Linked DNA regions of Homo sapiens: region 1 is linked to region 2. Evidence: chromatin loops called from intact Hi-C (ENCODE). Cell type or tissue: OCI-LY7. All regions are shown on one strand. Each heading gives the region's core, and the rest is flanking DNA. Links, peaks and the distances in the headings are about the cores only.

Region 1 (8,175 bases), core at 3,644-6,143, 450 kb before region 2:
ATCTTATTCTCCATGTTCATATTGTAACACCAGAAAGATATAGCATAAGACCAAAGACAGTCTTGGGTAAACCTGACAGTCTTCTTTTCAGGGTGTCTTCACCCACTCTTCAGTCATCCCTAGCCAGGAATGCAGGACCTTGTGTTACTCTTAGGATGACCACAATCTCTACTGTGACAATGAACCGTGATGTGTTTCCTCCTCTCCACTCTTAAACGTCTTACTCTCATAAAAACAACATCGCACCCTGTCCCACACCCTTAGAGACCTGTTTCTTCTGGGGATAATCCTAATAATTAGTGTATGTTTTGCTATCAAGAGTTGTTCATGTGTTAACCTTGGTGGATAACAGAACTGTTTTCTTAAACCAAAGAAATAACTATTATAATAATAGTAGAGATTTCAGACACTGAGGTGGCCCATTATAAAAATGACAAATGTGACTGTAGGCCTCTGCAAGCATACCAGTGCTACACAGGTGTGGCCCTTTATTTTTCTCATAAGAATGACCATTAAAGATAGCAGCTGAACTTAATGAGCACCGATTATGTCCCAGGCAGTGTTATAATAGTGTGCTCTTCCCTCACCTTGTCTCAACTCATTTAACTATTATGACAAACCTGTGAGGTACTATTATTATTCATATTTTACAGATGAAGAAGCTAAGCCACAGAAAGATTAAGTAAATTTCAAAAAATAAAAATAAAAATCCAAAAAGGAACTAGTTAATGGCAGAGCCACAGTCAGAACTCTTTCAGGCTCTTGAGTATATATTCCCTTAGGATAAACACCTAGAACAATGCCTGCCACAAAGTACGTGCTCAATAAGTATCTGTTGAATGAATATTGCTCCAGGCATAATACCAGCCCAGTAATGGAGACACAAGTCCATGGGTGATATTTAACCCTTAAGATCCATATATAACATTAAGAGGAAGTAATTTTAAAACTGTCTATATCAACCATGGGACAATTTACTGCAAAAGGCTAAAAAGATTACTATAGTGTTAATGTTCGCATTTAGTCACTCTATGCTTCCTCTCTTCTTTCCTTACCTACCACGTGGTTTAAAAGTTCAAATCACATGGCAGGTAAATGAAGGCTTGCAGCTGACGTCCATACTCAGGTTTGATGCTTGACAGGTGGCATGACTGAGAGCAGTCCATGGTTTGCAAAGCAGTGGTTGGCTACATGTAGTATGTTTAACTTTATTCTGTGTTGACATGGCACTGTATCATTTTTAGTACATCGTAAAGCACACAGTAATGGGTAACAGCAAAAATCCTGCCAAAGGATAAAACAGATATGACTGTATTAAAAAAAATTTTAAAAAGGGGGAGGAATCCATTAGTCTGAATTTCATCCCTTAGAAGTAGCCTGAGTTTACATAAGCCTCCAAAGCTTTCTCAGAGTAGATGGGATCTTATTTTTGTCAAAATAGATAGATAGGGGCAGGAGGATATCCTAGTGTGAGAAGTTGGAAGTGGCTGAGAGATCTGTGCACTTTTCCTGTAATCTGCTTTGTTTTACTATACAATAAGAGAATAAGACCCAGGTCTTTTCTTTGTTGTGAGAAACACCAGAAGGATTAATGCAGTAACAGCTGCACTGTACAGCACTCAGCATTGTAAGCTAGATAGAGCCTCTGTGGATGCAAATACTTTTCTTGTCTTCTGCTCTGGGAAGTAATCACAGAGTTCACACCTTGGGATTTCACCCTGTGCTTTCCTCCATGGTACTCTCAACAGGTATCCACTGTTGTTTCATGAGCCACATCTCAATGGAAATTCCTGTCCAGAGCCATCTGTCTGGAATAGTTAACGTAGTTTTTGGTTTTGCCCTCTGGGCTTCCAAAATCTGATTCAAAGTGTAATAAGGGGAGTAGAATTGCGTGCGGATTTGGAATTAGACCAAGAGAGGCTCATGAGAGTATTGTAATAACTGCCATAAAGGGAGGTGTCATAGGGGGAAAAAAAGGATTTTGTATTATGATAACTTTTAATGGCTGAAACTACAGAGTAACATTAACTGCTCTTTAAACAATGTCTTTAACAATGTTAGTCTTTAAAGTGAGCATCTGCAACCATTTTTTAAGTCAGATTTCAGAAAAATAAAAATTGATCCCAGAACCTGATAAGCAATATTTTCAGAAAACCTTTCTGATACTGTGCCTATCTACAACTGGGCTGTCAACTGCTGTTATTCTCCAACTATAAATTCTTTGCTTTAGATTTAAGATTCAAATAAGAAAATAGGTGACAAAGGAGATGCTTTGCACATAGGCGATTTCCAGTAACACAGAATAGGATTAATGTATTTGGTAGAACGTTTTAGAATGTAGTTGCATAGCTTTCAAAATTCACTTGACGTACTTGAAAAAAATGCTAATATTGCCTCCAATTTTCATATTAAATCCTGAGGACTGTGCTATTCAATTTATGAGGCTTTTAGGACAAACTTGGCTTTGAGAAACAGATCTGATGAAAGTTAACAGCAATAATAGTAACAAAATTAGAGAGCAGAGCCACAGTGTTGGCTTTTAAAACCTTTTCATTGAAGAAGAGAGAATTCCCAGACCTCACTTATGGATATAAAACCAAGAAAGATGAGAAGTCCTGAGACTGAGGGAGATAGGTCTAAAAATTTATGAGAAATCCCGATTAAGGTCCCATGACATTTTTGCCTGCAGTTTTCCAAACATCTAGCCTTGTATTTTTCCTTCTAGCATGGCATTTCATTCCTGCAGTATTGTCTACAATAGCTCATGGTCAACAGGTCAACTCTTTCTCACTATTGTTATATGGTATAAAATTCCTGAAAGGATAGTGTATAGGAGACAGAAAGTTTACATGAATAAAACTTAAAGATTGTCAAAGAATTATGAAGGAGATATTAAACTTGGATCACTTCCTAACATCTCTTGGCACATGAAATTATCATCTAAGAAAGTTGAGAGTTGGTTATCCATGTTTTTATTCTGGGCTGAACTTATTCTCAGTGTTTATCTTCTGTCACTCTTCTGGATGTATGGCTTTAGTCTTCCTCCATTTTCTAGAATGCTTATGACATATATAGGAAAGTCTGAAGATTAATTTCACTAAAGTCAACACACACACATTTACTTCAAATACTAAGTCTTCACTCACCTTTTGGGAATGAAGAACTTTTGTTTCTGAAAAATCGCATCATATGGCAATATTCTCTTTCAATAAGCTAAACAAAATGAAGTTGAGGTGGTACATTGGCCCAGAGAAATTGTACATGCTGAATGTTAACAGTTCCTCTTCTTTACGGACCCTAAGCATTACCCGTAACCACAAGCAGAGCTAATGGAGGCCTTGACTAGCTCGTTTCATGCTCCTTCTAAAATGTGAGCGCATACAGTCTGAAATGAAGCCATGTGAAAAAGAGCTGCAAAATAAATACTATAGAGTGTCTCTAACAGGCAGAGATATTCCTATAACTATTCATATATATAATAATAGCAGCTAATGTGTTTAACACTGTATTGCTAGGTACTATTCGCAGTGCTTTACTTTTCATAACTCCTTAATCCTCAAAAAGACTCTATACTATAGGTACTATTATTTTTTCACATGTAGAAAAATAAACCAGTTAAGAAATAGGCTAAGCAATTTGTTCAAGGACACACAGCCAGTAATTGGTCAAAGTTGGATGCAAATACAGATATCCTGACTCTACAGCACAGGTTGCCTCTTTCTTGTTCTGTGATCAGTGGTCAATGGTTTGGCATTTTATCCCATCAGTGACTTTTTCTCACGCTCTATTGGCAATGATGGCAAGATATTTCTAGGGCATTTTCAAACAATTCCAATTTTGGTTTATGTAAAGGAATCTACATAATAATCCTGCAAACAATTTCATTCACACTACAAAAACATTAAACTTTACTAAATACTTCTTTACTAAAAATATTTGAGAAAAATAATGAGGTGCAAGTAAGCTCAAAGATTTATCACTGAATATGGAATTACTCTACAATTTCAAATGCTACAGCGGTTAGTCATCAAATAAGGTACATGATAAGGAGGTAATCACATTAGGCAAACTGCTACTCACTATATAAATGTAAGGTATTTCTACTGTTAAACTTTTATTGTGAATCCTAACATAAAATATTTTGAGGTATTCAAGTCTATTTTGGGTTATGAAATACTGTTTTAATTTTGCTTAGGTTCAAATGAGTGAAATTATTTTGGGCAAACTTTGACTGCCAGGAGTTTTTAGGAACAATGTGAAATATAAGTATGAGCCTTATTCCTTTGGATACAGAAAGTCTTCTCAGCACCACTCTTTCTTCATATGAATTGCTTCTCTGGACCCAAGTTCTGAATACACTGAAGTTGACATTATGCATAAAACCAAACAAAGTAATAGAACAATATTCTCCTCAAGCCTAGACAGAATTCTACCATCATGAAGTGACAGAGATCCTGATTTGTAGGTCAAAATTGGAGTTATGAGGATCCAAAATTCTAAAGTACAACTTCAAAAAGGAAAAAAAAAATAGTAAAGCAAAAAATTTTCTTTCTATTCCAGAATAAGCCTAATGGTATTACTAAGGAGGATTGGGAGAAGAAAAGCAAAACATGAGTACAACCCTGTAAGTCTCAGTGCCTACCTACATGTGAGGTTGGTAAACATTTAGACATGTGTATGTTTATTTAACTTTAGAATCTTGTGACTAGAACTGTAGTTCTCAACCAGGGCAATTTTGCTCCACAGGGGCATCTGGCATCTGGCAATGTCTGGAGACATCTTTGGTTGTCACAATTTTAAGTGAGGGTCTTACTGGCCAGGGATGCTGCTAAATATCCTACATGCAGAATACGGCTCCTCACAACAAAGAATTCTCTGGTCTAAAATAGTGCTTTGGTTGAGAAACCTGGACTAGAGGAGTTGACTTCAGGCAGGCCTAAAATCCAGGCCTACAGAGAAGGTGGCATAGCTGGGGAAGTGACTCTTGATTCACTCATTGTAACAATAAGCATCAAGAATGTTTGGAGGTTGTTACCAGTTACATGTACCTGTTGATCAGGCAGATGCATAGTCAGACTCTCAAAAACAGTTGCAAGGAACCAAGTAGTTATAAACCTTGCCCCTTTCTTGCAATAAGAATGGAAATGAGTTTCTTAAAGATAGGATCCACACCCCAATTAGGGAGAAACATAAATAGTGGATGCCTTCATGGGAACTTGAAGACATTTTCCCTTCTGATTAAGATTGCTGCTACGTGTTCTGTGCAGCTATCTTTGGGTAGTAAGTTGTATTCTTATTCCATATTAAAGGAATCTGTAACCTTTGCCTGGCAAGGTATCTTTCCAAAAATCATATCGCCATCCCATCATGACAATGTGTATTGTCATATAATAAGAAAGTCTCCATTTCCTTTTACTCTCCGAAGTATACTCTTGTAAAAATGATGTGGCTTTCCTTTTTTTCACATTTTCTTTTCTCCGCTTCTTCTCAGCATTTAAGCATACATTTATCTTATACCAATTTATATGTTCTGGTAATTATTCTCTAGTTATTTCATGTGTGTATTTTGCTTATTAGATTCTGGACCAGGGCAAGAACTGTATCTTCAATCTCCTTTGAAATCTCCTCTGCACCTAGTATAATTTTGAGTGCATTTAACAGCTGGTTGAATGAACTAACCAATAATATGTGCATAAACGAGAGAACAGAATAAAATCCACAATAAATATTGTTATCCTGATATTCCACAGGGCATACAAAGCTGGCTGGACCCTCATAAAAACACATACACCAAACCCATAAAATATAATCATCTGCAACAATTAAATTCAAACAAAGATTGTGATATTATATTGCTTAAATTTAACATACAGTTTCTCACTTGGTAGAAATGTAATAGAACTTGAAAGGGAATTACATTTACTCTCTTTTCTATAAAGCAATCAACTGAGGCAAAATTTAGGGCATTTAAGCCTCTCAGTATCAGTGCGATGATGTGTAGAAATGGATGGATTCTGGTTACATATTGACTATATGCAAAATTAGAAAGTATTAAGTAAGCTTAATTACTTGTTGTTTCTGTTAAATGCTGTGAACAAGCCAAGTACTTTAAACAACTCCAGTAACTGGCTTCAGTGGAGATGTAGTCAACCATTACTTGCAAACAACTAAATATTAGTGCATGTGAATGGCTATGTTATGGGATCTTTCCATTCTTTCACAAAAGGGATCATTACTGAGTATCAGAAAAATTGCACCTGAGTCACAATAATGAACATTAACAACACATAGACACACAAATAATTTTTCTGACTCCTATACAACCAAAAAGTATTGGTTATTTTAAAATGCCCTACTGACACTTACCTGGGATGAAAAAGTACACACTAGGAAGTCTGCCTGAGAGAGAAAATGTATATCCAGGATCACTCCACGAAGTGAATTTTCTGTGTATCGATTGTGCAGTCCAGCTGACCAGGAAATAGAGTTATCACTAATAAATTCATAATTGGGGTACCTGAAAAAATAAATTAATTTATAGATGGTCATAGATATCACAGTATCCTATCAGAAGGCAGACTTTCTCCTTTGACTAAGAGCTTCTCACAGAAAGGAGACCTTTAATTATGGCATTTAATACTGTAGTTGATGAGACATATTTGAAGTCCATCAGTGGGGCAGAAACCATTCTGGAATGCCCTGTATATTAAATTTTATTGGCATATCATATAAAACACACATACACACATCAAAATGTCCTTTATCAATTCATGAAATAGCTGAAAATTGAAGTCTCCTTTTTCCTTTTGTAATGAGTGACTTTTAAGAGTTTATTCAAACTGCTTTCATATTTGGTCACTGAGCTTTTCCTTTAGAATACAAATACTGTGATAAAACCTCATTAAAATTTTTAATTTAGAATTTCTGATAATTCAGATTTGGGTTAGACTTTGTAAATGTCTTCTTCATTGACATTACAAGTTAATAATAAAAAGAAGTTAAGAGATGAATATTTTAAAAATTTGTGAGAACTAACAGTCTCCCTTAACCTGCATCCTTCTTGAAGAACCATCTACTCTTACCTAATAACAGTAATAGAAAGCCCATTCTAATATTTATGGAAGCAAATTCCATAGATGTCCACCAAGTAATATTTTGGTAGTCTTGCTAGAGATAGTGTGTGTTTAAAAGTATTCATACAGGATGTCTTTTGAAAAGAATCTGGAATATAATAGAGGAGGAATAAATATTTGCTGAAGGAATAATAGTTCTTATATAGAAACCCTGAAGCATCAGGAGTCAGTTTACATGTTTGTCTTCCAAACAGTATTCCAAAAAAGGTTAGGACCATGACTTATTTTTCTTTGCATCACAGCATCTAGCACTCCACACAATGCTGAGTGAATAAATACATGAACAAGTCAGTGCTACCTATGCCTGGGACTTTCCCTAATCCCCTAAGAGCTGTTTCAGTTTCTCTTCATTTCATGGCCACCAAGGAGCTTTCCCTCATTGCCTCTGTAATAATGATTGTAAAGGCAAAGTCTCTGAGCACTGTTTCAGACTGCTATTCAGTGTTCAAATCCATCTGGCCTCATTATTTTTGACAGTTTGCCTTCTTCAGCTCAAAATCAAGGAGATGAAGAAAATGTCACATTTGTTCGGAAAAGAAAACAACCAGAAATAGTTTTAATGTGATTCTTGGGAAGCTGCATACCCAGGCATGGAGCAGAAACAACAACAAAGAAATACGAAATGCTAGAGGGAGAAAGAAAGGGGGGAACTGATAAAACCAGCATAGGTTTTATCCTTGAATAAAGACTAACTTTGTCAGCATGATTTGGATGCTCAGTGAAACAAAGGAGTGATCAATTTACCAAGAAGTAACACTAACATTAATGGCCTTCCTAACTAAAAGAGCCCTCTCTGGAACCAAATCAAAAGGGTACCTAAGGCTGGGTGCGGTGGCTCATCCCTATAATCCCAGCACTTTGGGAGGCTGAGGCAGGCAGACTGCTTGAGCTCAAGAGTTCGAGACCAGCCTGGGCAACACAGTGAAACCCTACCATTATTTTTTTAAAAAAAGGTACCTAAGTTCCTCAGGCCCATCTCTACATGCAAAAGAGCTCTCAGGCCTATCTCTATGGCTTCATAAAGGATACCTAAGTGTAAAAC
Region 2 (8,175 bases), core at 3,062-5,561:
TGAGCACCAGGCCAGCATTTCAACCATCAGGCTTTATTGTCATTTACACAGCTAACCTCAAATCCCATGGGTTCTAAATGAGTCACCCTCTCACGCCTCCACCCCACCAACCCTGCTCCCACTCATCTTCCCTGTATTTCCGCATTTGTCAATGCCACAGCATTGTTTCAGTTGTTCAAGATTTGTAATATTGACTCATATTCATTGAATACCTCCTCTGTGCCAGGTTCCTAGGTGCTGGGGACTCAGCAGTGAGCAAGAGTCATGGAGCCCTCACGGAACTTGCATTTTAGTCAAGAGAGACAGAAAAAAAAAAAAAAAAAATATATATATATATAGAGAGAGAGAGAGAGAGAGAGAGAGAGAGAGAGAGAGAGACAGAGAGAGAGTTAAGTACTGTGGAGCAACATTATTTTTCAAAAATTTTTATGGCCAAGTGCAGTGGCTCACATCTATAATCCCAGCACTTTGGGAGGCTGAGGCGGGTGGATCACTTGAGGTCAGGAGTTCGAGACCAGCCTGGCCAACATGGTGAAACCCCATCTCTATTAAAAATACAAAAATTAGCCAGGTGTGGTGGCACACACCTGTAATCCCAGCTACTCGGGAGGCTGAGGCAGGAGAATTGCTTGAACCCAGGAGCTGGAGATTGCAGCGAGCTGAGATCGCGCCACCGTACTCCAGCCTGCGCAAAAAAGCGACACGCCGCTCAAAAAAGAAAAAAAAAATATTTCCTTAAAGTTTCTTTTTTGAGACAGGCTCTTGTTCTGTCACCCAGGCTGGAATAGATGGTGTGATCTCAGTTCACTGCAGTCTCTGCCTTTGGGCCTCAAGGCTGGACTTGAACTCCTGAGTTCAGGTGACCCACCTGCATGGAGCTACCAAAGTGCTAGAATTAATTTTTGCCCAGCCCGGGGAAAAATTAATAAGCAAATACAAGGAATGCTTAGGGTGGGGGATGCAATAATAGATGGGGAATGAAGGGAATCCTTTTGATGTGAGGCAGAGGTCTGAGGAAGTGAAAACATGAGCCAGGGACCTCTGGAGTAAGAGTGTCCCAAGCAGAGGGCACAGTAAATGCAAAGACCAATGTAGCTGGGCAGACCAGGCCAGGGAAAGAATGATGAGAAATAAATCAGGGATAAAACAGGGGTGGGGGAAAATCAGTTTCTGTAGGGCCTTGTAGATAAAAGCATTTTATTTTCACTCATTTACCCTTTAATTTGTTGCCAAACCACAATGATCCCACCTCTCTCTTTCCCATTTCTGCAGCTACCACCTTGAGACAATCCTTCCTACTTACCATTTGAATTATTATATTGGCTTCCTGAGGGGTATTTTTGCCCCTTGTCTCTCCCTACTCTAATCCTACTCATGGTTGCTATAATCTTCTTGGAGCACAGTTCTGATCATCATCATCATAAGATCATTAGCATACATTTATGTATCTCTGAATAAAAATATACTTCGAAAGGAGGGGGACGGACACAGGAGATATGTTCCCACAACTTCCCAGCATGTCCTTGTCAGAAATAGATAAAACTGTCAAAAGTATGTTGTCAAACACGTCAGAGTTCTGTTTTTATGCCATAATGTAACAATTGAAAATTTTTCATCAAAATAAAAAATAAATAGAAAGATGAATTAGTCACAACTCCTTTAGTTGCCACTAACAGAAACTCAGTTCAAGTATCTTTCAGAAGGTGATATATGTTAGCCCACATAGATAGATATTTGACATCTTCAGGAATGGCTAGCTCCAGGTGCTCAGCAAGGGCAACAAGAAATCTATCTTTCTCTTGGATTTGCTTTTTATCTCTGTTGTCCTTACTCTCCAGCAGACTCTACTCATGCAGTGGTAAAGATGGCTTACATCCCCTCAGCTTTGCAACCCCAGTGGAGAAAGGGTGCCTCTTTCAGCAGAAGTCCTAATGCTGACTCTCATCGGCTCACTCTGGACAAAGGGATTACTCCTCAACCACTTATTATGACTGCAGTTAGTCGGTCCTGGGTCATACACCCACCCCTGGAGTCAGGGACTGAGGTCAACCTCACTTGAACTACATGGACAGAGAGTGGAAGATGGGTGGTTCCCAAAGGAACACTTCATATTCAGGATGGAGGAGGGATGGTGGGCAGGCAAAAACAAGTGTCCACAATCAAAGGCTAGGAGCACCATTTTTGGTGAGCCCTAACCCCAAACACCTCTAAGAACTCAATAGGCCTCCGCCCTCAAATAGTATTAGTCACGTTGTGCCTATAATTGATCATTTAAATGACTTTCTTGCCCCAACATCTTAAATGGCTCTCCATTGCTCCCTCTTTGCCAGTCAGCTCTCTTCCTTCTCTGAATCTACTTAGTTGCTTGACAACAGGGCCTGGGGATGGAAAGAGTCTTTATCTCTGAGAGCAGGCTTTCAATACGTTGCAGCTATTGTTTATAACGCCTGTGATCATAGGCACAGCCACATTATTATTATTATTATTATTTTTTGAGATGGGGGTCTGACTCTGTTGCCCAGGCTGGAGTGTCATGGCGCTCACGGCAACCTCTGTCTTCTGGGCTCAAGTGATCCTCCCTCCTCAGCCTTCAGAGTAGCTGGAACCACAGGCAAACATCACTGCACCCAGCTAATTTTTTGTATTTTTCGTAGAGATGGGGTTTCACCATGTTGCCCAGGATGGTCTCAAACTCCTGGGCTCAGGTGATCCTCCTGCCTCGGCCTCTCAAAGTGCTGGGATTACAGGCATAAGCCACCGCGCCTGGCCACAGCTGTCCCCCCAAATATTTCAAGTAGGCATCTACTGAGACTTAATACCCACACAACAACCTTATGAAAAAGTAGGCTTTATGTATGGGGAAGGTGAGGCACAGACATGTTGACTACCTTGCCTACTGTTTTTTTTCACACAACCAAAATATGGAGGCTCTGGGATTTGAACCCAGGGCTCTCCGACTCCTAAGTCCCGTTAGGAACCTGCACATTATTCCATTTCTATGAAGGGGAGGGAAAGAGCTCCTCACTTAAGTATACCAACAGTTCTCAAATCACTTGAAACTCACCAGCAGCCATGACCGTCCCCCCAGGGGAAGTAGGTAGCCAGATTTCACCTCATTCTACTTCTTTACCAGACAGAAAAATGGAGCAGAACCCAAACTGGTGGCTTGATAAGGGAACACTCAGAAAAGTAAAGGAAGTGGTGGTGCTGAAGCACCCTGCTGCCTCTTACCTCAAAGATCCTTCCACCAAACAAATACCACCCACCTTCGAAAACAGTCGTTGTGGTTGGAACAATGTCTGCATAAAAATAACCGGGCTTATCTTACTCAATCTTGCTTCCCTTCCTTGTCGGGAAAATGTCTGCCCTTCTGGTCTAGTCGGTGCAAGAGAGGCTTCCTGCCCGGTGTCCAGCACTGAGGGGGTGTCGCAGCTATGGTCAGCCTCCCTCTGCGGCCCCTGAAGCAAGCAGAGAGCGCCTCAGACCTCGTGTTGGGACCTGAGCGCGCAGCCCGGCTCCCAGGCCCCCAGAGGGCGGGTTCCTGGCTCCGCTCAGAGGCCTTTCAAGCCCCATTAGCCTCCAGCTCAGAGGCCCCTGGGCCCACCTACACTCTGGCCCCTGATGGGCTCGGATGACAACTCAAAACCCACATCCTGAGGGAATTCTGATGAAACCTTTGAAGGCTCCATGTCTTGGGGAAGACCAGGTGGGCGTGAAAGTCGGTCTCAGCGGAGACGCCCAGGGGCGCGTGGGCCCTAGAAAGGCCCGGCTGTCCCGAGCACGGCCTGGAGTGAAGCAGCTGGTGGAGAACACGGGCGCAGGTGTGAGCCTGGTGAAAGCGTGGGCTGCTCAGTGCTCTGTAGAGAGCAGCTGCAAACAGTGAGGAGGAGGCTCATGGTCTGGGCCCTCGCAGGGATGGGCAAGGCATGGCCCTAATGAATCTGGCTCCAAGCACACCCCCTCTAGCTTAAGCTTGGGGACTGGGAAAGGAGGAGGCCCAGGGGGCAGAGCTGAGAGGACATCTCAGGAGTTAGGGTTACCAAGCAACTGAAGAAGACGTAGGAGCAGCTCCTAGCTGAGTATGCCCGGGGTGCAGCACCGAGAATGCCTGGCGGGGAGGGTTGGGAGGGAGGGCTTGCCTTGCCCAGTCATACTTGGAACTTAGATCCTTGGATTTTAATGCTCTTGTGGAAGACATGAGACAAGATCTTGGACCGAGGAGGTGAACATCTGTTGCATTTTATCCAGTATATTCCTGTCTTATAGTGAGAGACTATTTAAGAATATTAAGTTCCCCATATTGATGTAAAGAGAAGTCCGAATGGACTCTTTAAAAAATTTTAAATGTATGTTAAACTTTCCATCATGGAACATTTTACCCACCGCCCTCCCTCCCCATCACCTGGATTATTTTGAAGCAAAATCCAGTCATCGAATCATTTCGCCCATACATAGTCCAGTCAGTATCTCTAAATTTTAGAGCTGTTATTCTCAGCCCAGGACAGTTTTGCCCCCTAGGGGACATTTGGCAATATGTGGAGACCTTTTTTTGTTTTTACAACGTTGGGGGGAGGGGGTGTGCACCCAGCATCTAGCTACTGGAAGACAGGGTAGAAACAGGGCTGCTACGAAACATTCTGCAATGCACAGGCCAGCGCCTCACGACAAAGAACTACATGGCTCAAAATAACAATTGTGACAAGGTCGAAAACCATGTTTTAGAGTCTAAAAGAGAAGAACACTCTAAATACATCACTACAATATTGTTAGCATTCATAAAAACAATAATTCCTTAATATAGAATATCTGATTAATATTAAAATTTCCCCGATTATCTTGTACATTTAAAAAATTTGGGGTTTAAATCAAGATCCAAATAAGACTCATACATTGCAATTGGTTGATATATTTCTTTTTGTTTTTTTCCTGCATCCAATCATCCATTATAGTTGATATATTTCTTAGGTCTTCTTGAATCTACAGGTTCCCATCCCTCTTTTTTCCTTTTATTTATTATAAAACAGATTTATTTTTAATTACAAAAGAGTACACGACTACATTCCTGACATCAAACTTGAAACATACAGGTAAAGCAAACATTTCCTACCTATGACAGTCCAATCCCAGTCCTCTCCCCAAAGAACTCATTTATCAAAATTGTGTGTGTATTGGTTAAGATTATATTCAACTGGCCGGGCACACTGGCTCACGCCTGTAATCCCAGCACTTTGGGAGGCCGAGGTAGGTGGATTACCTGAGGTCAGGAGTTCGAGACCAGCCTGACCAATATGGTGAAACTGCGTCTCCACTAAAAATACAAAATAGCCGGGCGTGGTGGCGCATGCCTGTAATCCCAGCTACTGGGGAGGCTGAGACAGGAGAATTGCTTGAACCTAGGAGGTGGAGGTTGCAGTGAGCCGAGATTGCACACTGCACTTCAGCCTGGGTGACAGAGCGAGACTCCATCTCAAAAAAAAAAAATTATATTCAACTACATGTTTCAAAAAACATAATAATAACAAAAGCTTTAATTTTATTTATTTTTCAGAAAGATAAGCCAAGGAATAGGCAGTCCAGGGCTAATATGGCACCTCCATGAAGTTTTTAGGGTCCCAAGTTTCTTCTAGCTCCCTGCCCTACCATCTGTGAATGTGGCCCCCATCCTCATGTAGCACAATGGCTAATGGAGAACCATCCCTCTTATCTATATTAGGACTAGGTAGCAAGATGGAAAAGTGGAAGGGTGTATCTCTCTGTATTAGTTTGCTAGGGCTGCTGTGACAAAGGACCACAAATTGAGCAGCTCATACCACAAAAATTTACTTATTGTCTCACAATTCTCACAATTCTGCAGGCTAGAAGTCCAACATCAATGTATCAGGCAGGATTGGTTCCTTCTGAGAACTGTAAGGAAAATTCCGTCCCATGCCTCTCCCCTAGCTGCTCGTGATTGGCTGGAAATCTTTGAGTTTCCTTACCTTGTGGAAGCATCACCCCAATCTCTGCCTCGGTCGTCACATGGCATTCTCCCTGTGTGTGTGTTTCTGTGTCCAATTTTCCCCTTTATATAAGGACATATTTATATTGGATTAGGGCCCACCCTCATGACCTCATTTTAACTAATTACATTTGCGAGTGCCCTATTCCAAATAAGGTCACATGCTGAGGTACGAGGGATTAGGACTTTTATATATAAATTTTGGGGAGAGACAATTTAACCCACAACACTCTCCCATAAAGAGACTTTGTAGAAGTCTCTTACGCTTCTTTGTTTATACTTCTTTCGTCAAAACTTAGTCTTATGGCCACAGTTCGCTGCAAGAGATGCTGGGGAAGGGAAGCTTTCACTGAGCACATGACCATCCCCGCAAAAGGCGGTTTTTTGTTACCAAAAAGGAAGGAAAAATGGACAGGGCAACTACCAGCAATCTGCCATGGAATGTATCCTACCAGACATTTTTCTGTATGTTGCACATAATCAAATGACCACAAACTGGGTGGCCTAAAATACCAGAAATTGATTCTCTCACAGTTTTGGAGCCAGAACTCCAAAATCAAGGTGTTGTTGGGGCCACACTCCTTCCAATGCCTCTAGTGGACGATCCTCCCTGGCCTCTCCAGCTTCTGGTGGCTTCTTTGTTCCTTGGCCTGTGGCTGCATCACTTCAGCCTCTGCCTCCATGTTCACATGGACTTCCCCTCTGGGCCTTCTCCTCTTCTGTCTGTCTGTTTTTGAGACTGGGTCTCGCTCTGTCGCCCAGGCTGGAGTGCAGTGGTGTGAACACTGTTCACCTCAGCTTCGACCTCTGAAGCTCAAGCGATTCTCCCATCTCAGCTTTCTGAGTATCTGGGGCCACAGGTGCGTGCCACTGTGCCTGGCTAATTCTTTGTAGAGATGGGGTCTCACCGTGTTGCCTGGGCTGGTCTCAAGCGATCCTCCCACCTTGGCCTTCCAAACTGCTGAGATTACATGCGTGAGCCACTGCACCAGACCCTTTTCTGTCTCTTATAAAAACACTTGTCATGGCTGGGCATGGTGGCTCACGCCTCTAATCCCAGCATTTTGGGAGGCCGAGGCGGGTGGATCACCTGAGGTCAGGATTTCAAGACCAGCCTGACCAACATGGAGAAACCCCATCTCTACTAAAAATACAAAATTAGCCAGGTGTGGTGGCACATGCCTTTAATCCCAGCTATTCAGGAGGCTGAGGCAGGAGAATTGCTTGAACCCTGGAGGCGGAGGTTGCGGTGAGCCAAGATCACGACATTGCACTCCAGCTTGGGCAACAAGAGTGAAACACTGTCTAAAAAAAAAAAAACAAAACCAAAAAACCCCAAAAAACACAAAAACACTTGTCATTGGATTTAGGGCCCACCCAGGTAATCCAGGATCATCTCATTTTAAGATCTTTTATTTTTACATCTGCCAAGACCTTTTTTGCTTCATTTTTCTCACACCCAATCACATCCTGGACCCATCCATGAGTTCCAGGATGCGACCATATCCTTTAGGGTGAGGGGACCATTCAATGTCCTACACCCTCCCTGGAGCAGCAGATATTTCCAGGAATAGCAAAATATGGCTCTCCACATTGTCCTTGTTCATTTTAATTAGCAATGGCAGAGGAAGGGGACTGTAGTAAAACTTTAATGAAATGCTACACACTCTGGGAAGCGTAAGTGGATCTGGTTGCCTAGGGTCTGTTTAAAGTCAGAGAAACTCGGAAGGTTCTGCTAAGTGTTGGCATGTGGGTGCCAAGCTATTTTTGGTAGAATGGTAAACTATGCTAGCATGTTTTTCGATGTTTACCATGCATTTTAGAGAGGTTTCCTGCTAAATGAATTTTCAATTGAGAGCCAGCTCAGGAGTGGGCACAGAAAGATGGAAGGGTAAGAGAAACATTTCCAATGTACCAAGGTATGAGTTGCAGGGCCTCACTTCTTACTTAAAGAGCAAAATGTTGGCTAGGGGTAGTGGTGGAAAGTTCCTGATGCCAGATTTTTGAGGTGAGAGAAAGAAATAGTATCAGCCCTGTACCTGCCACTCTGTTCTTCATCTGCTTCAATTTCAGTTTCAGTATTTACTGAGACCATACTGGGCGCCAGGAAAGACTTATTTTCCTCAAGCCTCACAAGCAGCTAGGTGTTATTACTTTGTCCACTTTCCAGATGAGAT

What was found. Peaks named below come from ENCODE experiments on the same cell type or tissue, not always from the same donor. Only the 100,000 strongest peaks of a DNase experiment are listed, where the experiment ranks them.
Region 1: it touches region 2 in a loop (2.2-fold over the local background); 1 of 110 quality-filtered maps calls a loop at or near these places.

What each region holds. Positions count from the first base shown.
Region 1 is chr14:65,731,573-65,739,747 of GRCh38, reverse strand. FUT8 (fucosyltransferase 8) reads right to left here. Exons shown (of 11, transcript NM_001371533.1): 10 at 6,367-6,517. Among named protein-coding and RNA genes, the nearest start is that of MIR625, 260 kb to the right of the region's middle. In OCI-LY7, for the core only: no CTCF peak of the experiment used is centred there; no DNase peak of the experiment used is centred there.
Region 2 is chr14:65,282,997-65,291,171 of GRCh38, reverse strand. No RefSeq gene overlaps it. Among named protein-coding and RNA genes, the nearest start is that of MIR4708, 48 kb to the left of the region's middle. RefSeq lists an enhancer at 3,539-3,778. In OCI-LY7, for the core only: CTCF peaks have their summits at 3,345, 3,563 (motif pointing right), 4,298 and 4,506 (motif pointing left); DNase peaks (open chromatin) are centred at 3,231, 3,811 and 4,531; H3K4me3 peaks cover 1,640 bases; H3K27ac peaks cover 2,046 bases.